2 separate regions of the Homo sapiens genome follow, and region 1 is linked to region 2. Evidence: chromatin loops called from intact Hi-C (ENCODE). Cell type or tissue: mammary epithelial cell. All regions are shown on one strand. Links, peaks and the distances in the headings refer to the core of each region. The heading gives the core; the rest is flanking DNA.

What was found. Hi-C counts contacts between places; a loop is a spot of excess contacts. Peaks named below come from ENCODE experiments on the same cell type or tissue, not always from the same donor. Only the 100,000 strongest peaks of a DNase experiment are listed, where the experiment ranks them.
Region 1: it touches region 2 in a loop (14-fold over the local background); 6 of 110 quality-filtered maps call a loop at or near these places.

The regions. Positions count from the first base shown.
Region 1 is chr4:95,507,234-95,515,586 of GRCh38, forward strand. The region is part of intron 1 of UNC5C (unc-5 netrin receptor C); the gene reads right to left. Among named protein-coding and RNA genes, the nearest start is that of UNC5C, 38 kb to the right of the region's middle. In mammary epithelial cell, for the core only: a CTCF peak has its summit at 3,121 (motif pointing right); no DNase peak of the experiment used is centred there; H3K27ac peaks cover 585 bases.
Region 2 is chr4:96,030,950-96,039,302 of GRCh38, forward strand. No RefSeq gene overlaps it. Among named protein-coding and RNA genes, the nearest start is that of PDHA2, 200 kb to the left of the region's middle. In mammary epithelial cell, for the core only: a CTCF peak has its summit at 4,956 (motif pointing left); no DNase peak of the experiment used is centred there.

The DNA of each region.
Region 1 (8,353 bases), core at 74-8,073, 520 kb before region 2:
CAGATACAAAGGAAAGTGTTTATCTATTTAAACTGACCAGAAAAAATGAGCTAATGAGGCACCATTAGATAATTAGGATAGATAAACGACAGCTGCTAACTCTGGAATGACTCACTGAATTCTTTTTAACAACATCTAAACAGTCCAAACCAATGAGATGGTTTAACTGCCACCCCTCTTCCTGGTTCTCTTTTTTGTCCTTTTTTACAGTGTTGCATGTCATCATTTTAAGGATATTTGTCTACATGGCTCTGCAACATTACAATTTCCTTTTTAAAATATTAGTTTCCTCTCTGATTTTTCTTCCTCTACACACTTGTAGCACTTAGCGGATCCCAAGACCCATTCTCTAGCCTCAGCTCTTCCTGTCTCATCCTTGTCCTGAAAAAATTCGTAGCCTCCCCTGATCACAACCATCATGTTGGTGCTGAAGACTCCAAGTCTCTATGTATAGCCATTTATTCCTCTCGATATAGAGTCACATAATTCTAGTATGCTGACATCATTTCCAACTAAAGATCTTCAAAACTCAGACTCATCGTCTTCCCCTATGACTGTTTCTTCTGTATGAGTTCCTCAGTTTTGTCAGTGGTATCATAATTTCTCTGTCATCTTGTTGTTAATGCTACCATCAGCTAAAACGCATACAGGGAACTCCACTTCCCTGGATCAATGTGAAGCCATGAATTAAGTCAAATGTTTAGTATCAATGTTACCTTCTTTGAATCTCTAAACCTCACCCTTTTCTTTCCATTCCTCTTGGCATCCCATTAAACACTTTAGGATCTCACACTTGGTTTATTGGAAAAGCCTCCTGACCAACCAATTTTTCTTCCAGTCTTCTGCTTCTTGGATCCATCCTTCATATGGTTCCAGATTAATCTCCCTATACAGGATACTCTTTATACCATAGAATAGGGTTTAAAGGCAACAATTCTGGAATTACACTGCTTAGGGATCTACACATGCCAGCTCCAACATCCACTAGGCTATAGACCCTGGGAAAGTTAATTGACATTTTGTTCCGTTATTCTCTACCTACACCAAAGGACTGTTGAGAGAAATAAATGAGTTAATACAGGGAAAGCACTTAGAAAAGCTTCTAAGACAAGTGCTTAATAAATGATGGACATTATCATCTATTTTATTAAAAACTTGTAATGGCTTCTTGTACATTATATGATAAAGCCTAAATCCCTTAACCTGGCAATTAGACTCTGTACAATCTGATCTTGTTATTGGCTCAAATTCAATAAACAGTATTTGTCAATATGAATTCTCTGCTCCAGACAGGCTGAACTAAAAAAAATGCCCTTTGAAATTATGTTTTTATTCATGCTGTGACTCATTATGTCCCTCTTTCTTTGATGTGTTTTCGTTTCTCTCCATTTTTACTGTTACTCATTTTTCAGTGACTTACTCAAGTCTAGTTTGTTCCCAAAAAGGAAAAAACCAGATCAGCATTTGGTATTGGTCAAAGTTTCTAGAAAAAGGAATCCTCAAATAACTTGAGAATGAGCTGTATGTTATAACCCATCTTGGAGATTAATATTACACATTAATTTTAATGGGCCTTGAGATGTCCTACAGTAAAGAATATTTTTAATATAGTATCCCAAATTTATTGGAGGAGTAAACATCTTCTTTCTTCCAGAAACTATTAGAAATCTAGACATGAATATTCTAGATTCAGGAAGAGAACTGAAAATCATTTTAATTTTGAAACTGGTGTTACAGTCACAATTTCCTATGGAAATGATATGTAGCATTCCTACATAATGCTGAATTTCAAAAATGAGTTTAAGTAAATCTGGGAGAATTGAGTGAAAAGCTTAATTTTCTAACAAGTAGGAATTTTGACATATATAAGTGGAATACCAAAAATAAAAAATATTTAATAACATCTGATTAAGTTTATTCTCGATTATTATCACAATTAAAAACTTTGAAGCCCAGAGAAAATTTTTTTGTAGTTTTTTTCTAGTAACCATACATTTTTTTGCAGTCTGTACCTATACTTTTCAATATAACTATTAATGTTATATCTGATGATAGTAAGTCAGAGTATAGTGCAATACAGACTAAAGTTTTGATTCCTCACAGAATCTTAGTCTATAATTCTATGCTCCTTTGCACATATTTCAGCCCTCAACTCCTAATTTCTAGGCCCTGAATTGTAGCTAGAAAAATTCCACCTTTATTTCTATTATATAAATCATAAACTAAAATAAAGAAAGATGCTAAAATCAACAAATAAGATGAAGAAATTTAATAAAAAATCTGAAGCTTGACATCCATTCTTTTACATAACTGATTAAATGCCTGTTGCTTAAAATATTATTTAAAATGTGTGTACCCTGTTATTAATTCATTTAAAAATAACTGCAACTACCTAGACTGAACACAATTACTAGATAATTAGTGAATTCTTGAGAGAAAAATACATTTCGTGAAATGTGTTTATGTATGTTCATTTAATTGTATTCTCAGTATATTATTATATTTGATGTTAGAGTAGCAGGCCATTTTAATTCAAATAATTATTTGCATAATAGTAATCAAATATAAACAATATAAATAACATGAAAAGGTAAGTATTAATCAGCCACACTAGTATATAAATTGTCAGTAGTTTCCTAAGTAGCCATAATTAGAACATTCCAAAAGAAGAGTGCGTTTGCGTTTCACGTCGATAATTACAATATTGTTAGATAGATTCTGTTTTCCATCTGTGAAACACTTGACATGTAATAGAAGACAGGAAAAACAATTTAAAGTCCTCTCCGTATTTTACGTAAGGCACAGAAATTGGAAGTATAACTAAAAAACAATAATATATGGCTTAAAATATCAATGTCATATATTAAATATTTTCATTTTTCTAAAAGGTAAAGTCCTTTTATTTCTAGTTTTCCAAATTCTCTTTGATGTTTCACCATAAAATTTTAAAATGGACAAAAGAAAGCTTTATTAGACATATGTTTATTAAAAATGAAAATTATTTTACCATCCATTTGTAAATATTTTACTATAAATACTTTACTATTATCAAGTAAATATTTATCTTTCAAAGGCCAGGATTAAAGTTCGCTAAAACAGACCACTAGAGGGCAAGCCACACTCTGCTCTCAGTTATAAATACGTGAATGACTATAGCTGCCTTAAAAACACTAGCTATAGCTAATAATCATTCTTTTTTTCCTTAATTTTTTATTCAAAACTATTTTTTCAGTGCCCACTGTGTACCAGCCACTGAGAATACAGAATTAAAGCAAGTCATATACATATATCTCTGTACTAGTTCTCTCTTCATATACACATAGGCATATAGATTTGAAAATGGTTTTAATACATTCCTTTAATGTTATTTAGTCCTTCAGAATTTATTATCTTTAAATTTTTACCTTAAGGGTAGTGTGCTGTAGAAAAATCAAATAACCAGACTTTCCCAGGCAAGTTGTCATACAGTAACTTGGACATCTCTGACACTGAAAATCAAGGAACATCTTTTGGTATAAAGTACATTAATGAATGTTATATAATCTCCATAGAATGGGAGTTTAATAAAAGCCTGTGGAATATTCTTCAACACTGTCCGAAATTTGCCTCGGCATTTTCCTAACTTGGTTTGTCCCTTCTTTTACTGGGCAGAACAGGATCCACATATGAAGAAAAAAGTGGTTGAGTTGTTGTCAGAGACAATTAAAGTCTTCTTCAGGTCCCCATTAGCTAGTGCCCTGAGAAACGGGTGGAATGATTTCATAATTTCTGTTGAATATAAAAGGACACTGATACCCTGGGGATATTGATTCAGAAAGACAGAAAGAATAGCTGGGAAGCTCTTTCAGTGATAGAGAAGTTAATGATTTTGTGATTCATCCAAGAGAAATGCCTTACAACCTTTGATAATGGCAAGGCAGATAGTGCCACTGCTGACCTTGTCAAATTAGCAGAAGCTAATAATATCAGGGCAGAAGACAAACCTAAGCACCACAAAGGAGAGTTTAGCAACACTTGCATATTTTTAATTGTATTTGTCGGGGGGTTCTTTAACAAAAGATTGCTTTTGTTAATATCGGGTTAATATCAGGATCAAAGTGTTAATATCAGGATCAAAGTGTTTTCTGACGTCAACATTTTTATGGCAGGCTAGACATAATAGAAATGCTCTGCTGAATTATTAGGAAAAATGGAAGCTGCCTCTCCTCCACATGCCATTAGTATTAAAAGTGTTAAATGTCCAACATAATTAAATTACATGGAGGAAAACAATGAACACCAAGATACAGAAATTGATAGAGAAATGTTGAACCACCAGAACACAATCCACATCTCTTCACTTAGTAGGTACACTGATTCATTCCTTCAGCAGATACTTGCATAACCTCTATTTAGGTTTCATGGATACAACAGTAACCAGATCTGCTCTCAACGCAGCTTTCATTTTAGCTAGGTCCCCTGCTAGATGCATAGGAGATAAAGCTGATCAACACTCCCTTCCCTTGAAGGGTTTTCTCGTACATGTGGGAGAAAGATGTCGACATTCAGACCAATGCAATGGAAAAAAAAATCAATACAAATTTAAATATGTACCAATTACTGTGGAAATGAAGAGGTGGAAGTTTTCTTCTGAGGAAGTTGGGGAAGGGGCTACATTCTGGGTATTGTCTGGAAGAAGATTCAAGGGAAGAAGGTTGCTTTGTTCAGATCATCTTGTTTTGGCAGAAACTTGAAGGGTATGTGACTACTTGTTAGATGCGAAGGAAGTAGCATATCAGACACTGGGCACCAAGTGCTGGGAGAACATGGCACTGTAAGTGGAATATGGAAATGAAAATGGGTCTGGAGAAGGAGGCAGGAGGCAGGAGCGAGAAGGTGGAGGACCTGGCATGCCCCATTCCTACAGGGAACTGTGATTTCCTTTAAGTTGGCGATAGGAAACATTTAAAGGTTCAAGCTGGAACTTGATGAGGGAACACACGAAAATTGTGCAAAAATAAAGTAAAAAATCATTACTTTTGTATTTTACATACATATTCATACACACAGGCACACCACTCTGATGAAGGTATGAGAAGTGGATTGGAGTAAGGCAATTATTCTTAGGCTTACAGATCATCGGGATTTTTACAAAGAAACTGGATGGACTATTTTCAACCAAACAATAAGAATTCCTCACTCACAGCTAATAATTGTTTAACCCTCTTCTCCCAGAACGATGTGTTATGGGAAACCAGGCATGGTTCTGAAAAGAGAGTTCATGTATAAAATAAAGCAATGAGAGGCCTTCACCTTTCATTCTGCCAATCTTTGGGCATTCAAGTTACCCCAGGGAGGAGAGTTTCATATGAATAACTAAATGACTTAAGTGCATTTAAATTGATATCAATTTTACATAACAAAATCTCCTAAAATTTACCATCTCTGACATTTCAATGGGGTTCAAAGATTTATTATATGCAATTATATGTTTTGTTAATAGCTGTGATAAATTAGATTTTCAACATTTTTATGCCAGGTTTATGGAGACAAGTTTATATGTTTGTTACTACTAAGCAAAAGTAATTTTTTTATTTTTAAAAGTTTGTTTAATTGATAAGAAACTAAAACAAAAATTAATTTCCAGGTAATGAAAATTATTAATCAGAAGTATTAATCCAGTAATGTAGTAAATATTTTTAAGGACACAAAAATACTTGATAAATTAATTAATTTACATTACAGATGCTCTGCATCTACGTGCATTACCGCCTGCAAAGATGTCCTTCAACAACAACAACAAAAATTTTCTTGGTAGCAGTTAGCATCACAACCTCCACAAGTGGTTTGACAAATCTAGGTCTCGTCATGGTTGCTAAATATGTAAATCATACTGAATGACCGAGGCTAAAAGCAAAGTGACAGTTGACTGTGACTGCCATTAACCATGGATTACATCCCGGCATGTAATGCAATTATATGGCAGGAAACAACTAATGTGGGCTGCTCTGGTGGGAGAAGGGAGAAAATATTGAATTTTTCTTTGTAATCTATTTACATCTTGCAATGGGAGCATTAGTCAGATTAAGGTTCAGAATGCCAGGCGCACACCAGCCCAGTGTGCTAAGTGGTGCCTTCATTCCTAATGTGATAAGAAGGTAATGGTTGGATAAACAAATACATTCTAATATACATTGCTTCCACTGATGTAGACTGAAATCTTTTAGAAACATAAAGATCTGTCAGCATTATTAAGTATGACCTCTACTTTTCCTTTCCCCTCATTAATAGACAAATTTTGCTGAAATTTTCTTAGTAAATCATATTAATTTCCTCACAAAATTCAAGCTTAATATATATTATCAAGACACATGAAGACAACACATTAAAATGTAAATTTCAATTATTTTATTTGTATTGCTGAATATATAGACATACATAGATAGATCACATCAAATTTAAGAGAGAAACAGGTGAAGGAGGGGCAGGCATTAACGCAACAGCTTTAGAGCAGGCTGGCAAAAGCCTTTTGAATATTCTGGGAGTTTGAAATATTCAAACTTCGATATATTTTTCTTGGACGCTCATGTATTGTCAACCATCATGACAAGTCTCTTAAATGTATGTCTAACTTATTTGGGAAATTCATTTGTTTTGCGAATACATAGATTTTAATTTTAGAGCTCATAAATTGCTTAACCTAACTTTCTTTTAAACTTTAAAGCCCATCACTTGAATAATTTGGGGTTATATAAAATATGTGCTACCCCATGATCTGGGCAGATGGTATACTTCAGAATCAATATCAAATTCGCTAAATTAGCCATAAATAAACTCCCTGTTTCTCAAAGAAGCTTTCTGAGAATAACCAGTGTTGTCATTTCCACAGTAACATTTTCCTCATTTTTCCATCGTCTCATTCCACAGAACATGTTCATACAAGATAATTGTTCAAAAATTGTCAATAGTAAATAACAACCCAGTATCAAATCTGTTATAGATAAGCTTGACTGGTTAAGGAATAGTAACAAAATTTGTATTTATATTTAAATGTCTATATTCAGTTTGTGCATATAAATTAAGGGAAGACCAGAAATAATCTAGGCTCCTTAATTAGGTATAAATATAAAGTAAGTTCAGATATTTCAGAGATGTGGGTGAACTTGGTATGCTTTGACCAATTTACAAAATTTTATAGTTCTATTGGCCTTAATTCTTTGAACTCTCTTAGAGGTTAAATCATCTCTGAGACGCCTTCTTTGGCAATCTCCACCAGTTATTATATACTTCTATAATTTACTGTATCTTTCCTTCAAGGTACTTATCACAATTACAATTAAATTCCTTTCTATATATCTCTTTAGTGTTTATCTCTTACATTAGCCTGTGTGTTCTATAAGAGCAGCAATATAAATATATTTATTTATTTATTTTATATATATATATACATATATACACATATATATATATTTTTCCTTGAGATGGAGTCTTGCTCTGTCATCCAGGCTGGTGTGCAATGGCGAGATCTTGGCTCACTGCAACCTCTGCCTCCTGGGTTCAAGCCATTCTCCTGCCTCAGCCTCCCAAGTAGCTGGGATTATAGGTGGGTGCCACCATGCCTGGCTAATTTTTTGTATTTTTGGTAGAGACGGGGTTTCACCATGTTGGCCAGACTGGTCTTGAACTCCTGACCTTGTGATCCACCTGCCTCAGCCTCCCAAAGTGCTGGGATTACAGCCATGAGCCACCATGCCTGGCCCTAAATGAGGAGATATTTAAATGGTGATATATTCCTTGATATTTCTCCATCTCCATAATGAAAGATCTTAAATATATCTAATTTGCAAAGGACTATATTATTTATAACACTTAAATGACAGGAAATTAATCAACTGTTTTACACATACTTTATATATGTAACATGGAAAGCTAACAATGATTAGAAATAGCATCAAGAATATCTCACTTCTTATACAATATATGCTTCTAGTAGTATATATGTAATTAATTTAATAATTGTAATTTATTTCTTAATTATAGTACATGCTGCTTTCACATGTATCTTCTCAAATAATTGCTAGAGTCTTTGGGTAAGGTGTTACTGCCTCTGTTTCACAGATGGACAAACTGAGGCTCAGAATGTTAAGGGTTTGCCCAAATTTAAACACTTAGTAGGTAATACTGAAAGAATTGAATCTGCACAGCCCTATAGTCTGAATGAAATCCCAATGGCAGAATTCTTAATTAGTATTTTAATAGCTTGAACTTTAAGGTATTTCTGCTTAACGTATTAGGTTTTCCTTAGTGAGCCTCAGTTTTTGTTAGCTGAGGAAAATGGATAATTGAAAGCATGTAAAATTTTCCCTTATGTTAG
Region 2 (8,353 bases), core at 168-8,167:
ATAGAGGCCCACTGGACATGTAAGATGATGATATTTCAAAGCTGGAGAGGTAGCACTATTTCTAAATTGGGAATACATGCCTGGCTGCTTCAAATATTAATCATAAGGCAGCTATCGAATTGACAAGAAACTGAAAACTATTGTAATCCCAAACATGCTTTAAAAGAATAAATTAAAATATCAAATAAAAATAGTCCGGTAGACCTAGGTTTTGCTTTTTTCTATTTACTTATCTATTTTATATTAAGAAAGTCTACACATTATGGCAAATTATTTATTAGTCCTTTACATATTTTTTCCTTGATGATACCTCCATCCCCAAGCCAACAGAGTACATGTGTCACAATCTTGTACTTAGAGGATCATTGAATGGATCATAGTTGAACAATTTATTTGACTCATGATGGCCATTGTAAACTACAATGTGTTTGACAAGAAGCTTTCCATACATATGCTTTTCAAAGAGAAAGACAGATTTTGAAACACGTTAATATATTAGCTTTTCCAAGGTAATACATTTGGAGCGTTGTTGGGTTGGCTGACACAGCCCTGTATAGCCTGAGGGAGAACTGCAATGGCTGTTTTACTTTAAGATTTCATTAGATCTAAAATAGTTATATTTCAATTATGCCTCATAATAGTTCAAAGAATTTTGGAAATGCCATATAGTCTTACAACATAGGGAAAATAATCACATGTTAATTTTAGAAATTTAGGTGTCTTAACCATAATTGCTTTGTGGATAGAAAGTAGTATCATATCCAGTGCTGATACAATCAAAATGCTGTATTTAGTCTGCATGAAACTTTTCTTCTGGGAATTATGGAATGCTCTGTCCTATTTAACATAGCATATGGACATAGACTATACTATTATTGTAGTCTTCTTTTTCTATTAAAATGCTAATGAATAAAAAGGGATTTCATTTTTATTAAGGAGGTTAGAAGTACAAGTGTGGGAGAGTGAATTAAAAACAAACCTACTGGGAGAAGAGATAAGAATTCTAGACATCTGCGTGATTCTTTCTTCCACATATCAAATTCGGAATCATACATCCATAGGGAAGAGGAATACTAAAATACAAAAGAAAACTGAACCCAAACTTATGAAAGAATAGCAGGTCACACCAAAAGGGTTCAATGAAAGCAAAGAATTTTCTTATTTTATTCATAAACAATGTAGATATTCATAAAACCCAGAGACACACATAGTGTGTCTTTTGTACTTTTTGTCAAAGTATAAAGACTTTTGAATTAGCTTTTGTACTTTTTGTCATTTTCTTATTTCTTTAAGAAACATGTAATAATACCGTCACGTTATTATTCTGGGCTTTTCTCGTCATGCTCCTGCTTTTTTCTTGCTGACTTGCCTTTGCCTAATTCAATATACATTATTCCCTCCTTCTACTTGCAAAACGTTTTGTGAATCTGATCCCACCCTAATCCATATCCCAAATCCATACTTCCCTTCCAGATTTCAGCTCTGTTCAAGCATTGCTATTATATAGCTATTCAGATGGATAAATTAGGTATCCAGAAAAGCCTACAGGTTACTTCACTTTTTAAAATTGTTGTCACAAGGTTAGAAACTAGCACTTTTCCTAAAAATAAAAATGCTTTTGTGCTGACATTCAGCTGAGTTATTTGAGAGACTTCGTTTTTTATGATAATCATGAACAAAGGTGAAGAACCTAAGAGAAACTGTGCTATTCATCCTGGTCCTAGAGCGACAGGAAAAAAAGATTTTGCAAAGTTAAATGTCTCTAAAAGCCGGTTGCACAGGGTTTCTATTTCATAGCTACATACTTATAATCATTATTGCTATTATTAATTTTATTTTAAGTTCTGGGATACATGTGCTGAACGTGCATGTTTGTTACATAGGTATACATGTGCCATGGTGGTTTGCTGTACCCATCAAGCTGTCATCTAGGTTTTAAGCCCTGCTTGCATTAGGTATTTGTCCTAATGCTCTCCCTTCCTTTGCCCCCCATCCCCCGACAGGCCCCTGTGTGGGATGTTCCTCTCCCTGTGTCCATGCGTCCCCATTGTTCAACTCCCACTTATGAATTAGAACATGCGGTGTTTGGTTTTTTGTTCCTGTGTTAGTTTGCTGAAAATGATGGTGTCCAGCTTCCTCCATGTCCCTGCGAAGGACATGAACTCATTCTTTTCTATGGCTGCATTATAATCATTATTAAGCAATAACAATTCTGAGAAAAAGCAAACAAGAACTTTTTATATTTAAAATTCCTACATAAATGTAATGTTACTTTCAAGACTTAAAACTCTTTAGCTTTAATTATTCATTTACCCTGGAAATTAAGGTTTTTAAAACAAAAATACATAAGCTTAATATCCAAATAGATTTTAACACGGATGGCCTACACATTTAAAATATACTGCCCAAGGTAATTTATAGATTCAATACCATCCCCATCAAGCTACCAATGACTTTCTTCACAGAATTGGATAATATTACTTTAAAGTTCATATGGAACCAAAAAAGAGCCCGCATCACCAAGTCAATTCTAAGCCAAAAGAACAAAGCTGGAGGCATCACACTACCTGCCTTCAAACTATACTACAAGGCTACAGTAACCAAAACAGCATGGTACTGGTACCAAAACAGAGATATAGACCAATGGAACAGAACAGAGCCCTCAGAAATAATGCCACATAGCTACAACTATCTGATCTTTGACAAACCTGACAAAAACAAGAAATGGGGAAAGGATTCCCTGTTTAATAAATGGTGCTGGGAAAACTGGCTAGCCATATGTAGAAAGCTGAAACTCAATCCCTTCCTTACACCTTATACAAACAGTAATTCAAGATGGATTAAAGACTTACGTGTTAGACCTAAAACCATAAAAACCCTAGAAGAAAACCTAGGCAATACCATTCAGGACATAGGCATGGGCAAGGACTTCATGTCTAAAACACAAAAAGCAATGGCAACAAAAGCCAGAATTGACAAATGGGATCTAATTAAACTAAAGAGCTTCTGCACAGCAAAAGAAACTACCATCAGAGTGAACAGGCAACCTACAGAATGGGAGAAAATTTTCGCAACCTACTCATCTGACAAAGGGCTAATATCCAGAATCTACAATGAACTCAAACAAATTTACAAGAAAAAAACAAACAACCCCATCAAAAAGTGGGCAAAGGATATGAACAGACACTTCTCAAAAGAAGACATTTATGTAGCCAAAAAACACATGAAAAAATGCTCATCATCACTGGCCATCAGAGAAATGCAAATCAAAACCACAATGAGATACCATCTCACACCAGTTAGAATGTCGATCATTAAAAAGTCAGGAAACAACAGGTGCTGGAGAGGATGTGGAGAAATAGGAACAGTTTCACACTGTTGGTGGGACTGTAAACTAGTTCAACCATTGTGGAAGTTGGTGTGGCGATTCCTCAGAGATCTAGAACTAGAAATACCATTTGACCCAGCCATCCCATTACTGGGTATATGCCCAAAGGATTATAAATCATGCTGCTATAAAGACACATGCACACGTGTGTTTATAGCGGCACTATTCACAATAGCAAAGATTTGGAACCAACCCAAATGTCCAACAATGATAGACTGGATTAAGAAAATGTGGCACATATACACCATGGAATACTATGCAGCTATAAAAAATGATGAGTTCATGTCCTTTGTAGGGACATGGATGAAACTGGAAACCATCATTCTCAGCAAACTATCGCAAGGACAAAAAACCAAACACCGCATATTCTCACTCATAGGTGGGAATTGAACAATGAGAACACAGGGACACAGGAAGGGGAACATCATACACCAGGGCCTGTTGTGGGGTGGGGAGAAGGGGGAGGGATAGCATTAGGAGATATACCTAATGCTAAATGACGAGTTAATGGGTGCAGCACACCAACATGGTACATGTATACATATGCAACAAACCTGCACGTTGTGTACATATACCCTAAAAGTTAAAGTATAATAATAATAAAATAAAATAAAATAAAATAAAATGTCTAAAATAAGAAAATCTCTTTTTTCTCCCAACTATTTTATCTCATATTCACTGTCTTAGTAAACAATAATGTAGATTCATTCCAATTCACATACAAGAAAATTGAGAACCATCTTATATAAATCCTTCCTACCCAATAGCTAACTATTTAGCAAATCTCTTTTACCTTCAAATGCTTTCTGTTACTTCCTATTTCCACTGCTACTTTCTTACTGAGAAATCATCCATAATTCATCCTGCTGCCAAAGAGACCTCTCTAAAATTCAAGTCTAGTCTTTACCTTCTGAGTGCTGGAGAAGACGACATCGCCTACCACCATGACATCTGAAGTGTTTTTATATTTAACTACTTAATCTCCCAATAACCATTTTCCACAGGTCTAATGCTTTATATTTCACTTGCACTTCAGGAAATCTGAGTTTTTTCAAGTTTCCTATACATTATATTCCTTTTACACTTTCACAATTTTCACACTATTTGTTACTTCTTTCTGGAATGTTTTTCTATTCTTCCTACTTAAGGAATTTTTTTTTTTAAAGTACGTTCACACTCCAACTTAGGCATTGCATTGCTTAGAAAATCTTTGCAGATAATACCTCCACAGGCCAATCCACATATCCTCTACCTTACCTCTGTAAAATGTATATGTGCTTATTTTTGCATTTATCACCAAGACACAAAAACAGTCATATCAGCCTCCCCAACTAAGCTATGAGTTCCTGAAAGAACATCACATTTCTTTCTTTGCAATAAAACAAGGTTTATGGATGGAATAAATAAAAAAATACAAAGGAAAATATGATTCACATGATAGGAGTAGGTAAATGTTAGTGTATTGAAAAATGAAGAATGGCAGAATGATAGCATCTTAGGATAGAATAAGGAACAATAGTTATTGAGGGCTCAGTACAGTTTAAAACATTATGCTGCCCCCTATGGGTTGTAACCATTCTGTGAGTTGTGTGTAATAAGGAGCCCATCTGCTTATTGTGGACTTGGTTAAGGTAAGTAAATTCCTTTCTTATATCCTAGGATACCTTCCTATAGTGATTAGGGTAGAAAGGCCCATAGTTAATGGACCATTCAAGAGTTTCTGACTCAGATGAACTTGACCATTGTATAAAGACTTCCTATCTTAAGTGCTGTCTCAGATTTTATCTCAGTTCCAGCTAATTTGACTTTTTGTGTTCTCTTGTAATGAGATAACAGTCTTGCTCTCCATTTTAATTTTATTGAATATTGAATTCTTATTTTTTATAGACTTTTTGGCTGGTTTAATAGATGGCAGATATATTTTAATATTTATCCTATTTAGAAGTAATTAGGAAACATAGCACTTATCTATAGGTAAATATCAAATTAAATGGAATAGTCATTCAAATGAGAGCATTCACATGTATTCACTTATATTTAAAAAGTTATAAGCTATTATAATAGGAAATTTAAAAGGGATAATTATTGATACTTTTAATGTAACAATCTGATTGTAGAAGAACCATGCTTGATATATAAGGTTTTTTTTCTCTTTCTCATCAGATTTGGTTTTAGAATTAAATTTGTGAGTGACTTAGGATTGTAATGTAATATAATATTAACTGAACTAAAATGACAATTTCCAGACTGTACTTTAGGTAGCCAGGTATACAGAGACTTGTAGTTCAAATACATTTTACCTTTGCCTAATATATGCAGTGGGGCTTAGAGGAAAGAAAGAGGGAGAAAGAGAGACAGAGAACAAAAGCTAAATAATCAGTGTTGCAATATGATGGTTAACAGTTATGATGTTTATGGAAGAGATTAGTAGTTAAATCAGTAGACTGAGTAAAGAAAATCATTCCTCACCAATGTGGGTGGGTGTCGTCCAATATGAGAGGGCTCCAACATGGAGGAAGGGCAAATTCTCTTCTTGAGCTGGAACCTTCATCTCCTGCCCTCAGACATCAGATCTCCTGGTTCTCTGGCCTTTGGACTCCAGTACTTACACCAGTGGCTCCTCCTCCACCCCCGTACCCCATCACTCCAGTTTTTAGGCTGTTGGACTAGGAACAAAGTACACCACTGGCTTTCCTGGATCTCCAGCTTGCACATGGTATATTGTGGGAATTTCCAGCCTTCATAATCACGTGAGCCAATTCCCACAATAACTCTTCTCTAATATATATTTATATCTCCTATTGATTCTCTGGAGAATCCCAAGTAATACAAGAGTGAAAACACAGAAGCCAGACTGTCCACATGTTAGTCTCATCTTTAGCCCTTACACTCACTGAATTTAGGAAAGTCATATAGCTTCTCTATACCTCAGTTTCCTTTTTTGTAAAATTTAGATTACATAACAATTCATACCCTATAGGATACTTTTATGGTTCAAGTGAGTAAACAGGTGTAAAGCAGTTATAAGAGTGTCTGGAAATAATAAATCCTATATACATGTTAGGTATTATTATTATTTTTAAATGAAGAACTGTATTTTGTATTTTTAATACTTTTCTCTCCACCCGATTTAAAAAAAAGATTTAAAAATATGCTTAATCAAGAAGTGTACTTTAAATTAGCAGAAAAATCAATGTTTTTAGAAAAATGCCCTTTCACATCCTCAAAGTGTTTCAGGCTCTCCAAAACCTTTGACAGACATATTATACATTTTTTCACTGATTCATTTATTTATTCATTTATTCACAAATATTTGTTGAGTACTTACTATGTGCCAGACACTGTTCTAACCAGGAGAGATAGAGTGGTGAATAAAAACACATACATGTATGCCTCCCTGCCCTGTAAAGCCTTCAATAAAATATTTCTCATTGTCTAATACATTCAATAAAATAGCTAAACTCAGACAATAAACTATAGATGAATCACCTTTATATTGTTTCATATCATAAGGAAGTGAAAGAATATTCCAGACAATGGTCATTTCCCATTCAAGCTTTGTGGTGGGAGTGGTTAAGGTCAGTTATCCAGGAAAGAGCAATGAGGAGAATGTGTCTGGACCTGGGTGAGAGAGTGAGAGAGCACTCGGTGATGATGCCAAGGGGTGAAACACCATCATGTATATCTTATAGGCCATGGCAATGGTATCGTTTCTATTCTGAGATAGGAGGTTATGAGAAGAGGAATGCCAGGATCAGACTGACAATTTAAGAGAATCACTATGCTTAAGTATAGACTATGGTGAGAAGAGAATAGGGTAAGTGTTTCAGAGCAATTCTGAGTGAGAAAAATAACTTACTGCAAAGTGAATGGACTAGAGGAAGAGTTCAGAATCAGTGGGGTACCAGGTACTCCAAGAAGAGCATCCAACAATTCATATGTACACATAGCACTGTCAGTTTGGTCTTAATTTAGCTCTAATAAAATATGCAGCATGAATAATGAATATGGATGCATGGATTTTAATAAAATCTATATTCTTTAAGTGCATAGTGATCTAATAGAGAGTTTTATATCATTATGAATTGTCTTAATCAGTAGATTCTAAGAGAACAACTACTACAACGTAAGGGGCCTATAATTTTTCATTATTAAGTTTATGCTATTAAAAATTGGAAGCTCCTGTACTAAATAAGAGATCTTAAACTCTAGGTAAATTTTTTCCTCCGTTTCAAAAGAAAGACATGAAAAGTAGCCAAATTTCTAAAGTAAGTCAGCAGACTGGCCAATATTGCCATATTTCTTGCTGTCTCCAAACTCTGTCCTAGGTGCTTCTCATGGCAGAAATTGAAGTTGACAATGTAGGGGCAGGAACACCCACAAGAATACTGAGGATTCTGGCTCAGCCATTACTGCTGTGGGATCCCATTTTCTTAAATTTCAAGATCTGGAGGTCTTCAGGCACTAAATGTCTTGAATTTTCCCAAAGCAATACAATATTTCCATTTAAAATATATCCTATATCTCATCCTCCACATCTGTTTATAGTGATACACAAATAGGAGGAAATAATTTAAATCAAACCTATACACACCTAAATGATTTTACATGGACATAGAAAAATTTCATTGTCACTGGTTGTCCAAACCACATTTTGGAATTAATAATGAGATTTTAGAATTAAATTTTTTTTTAATTGGTGCTCTGTTTATTACCTTCCAGAATTGTCAGAAAGTTAGCATAATGATAATAAACAGCACTAAACAAGTAGCGTTACTTTTCTCAGTTTGATAAAAATTTGCTAGAAGATTGACATAATTTGTTAAATTCACAAGCAAAAATGGTCAATCTCTTTATTATTTATACATAAATATATAGACATAAGTATAGGCACTTTTGTTAATATTTAGATTAAATCCTCAGTTTGTTGGTTAGAATGAGGAAGTGGCATTTTATAATATTCCC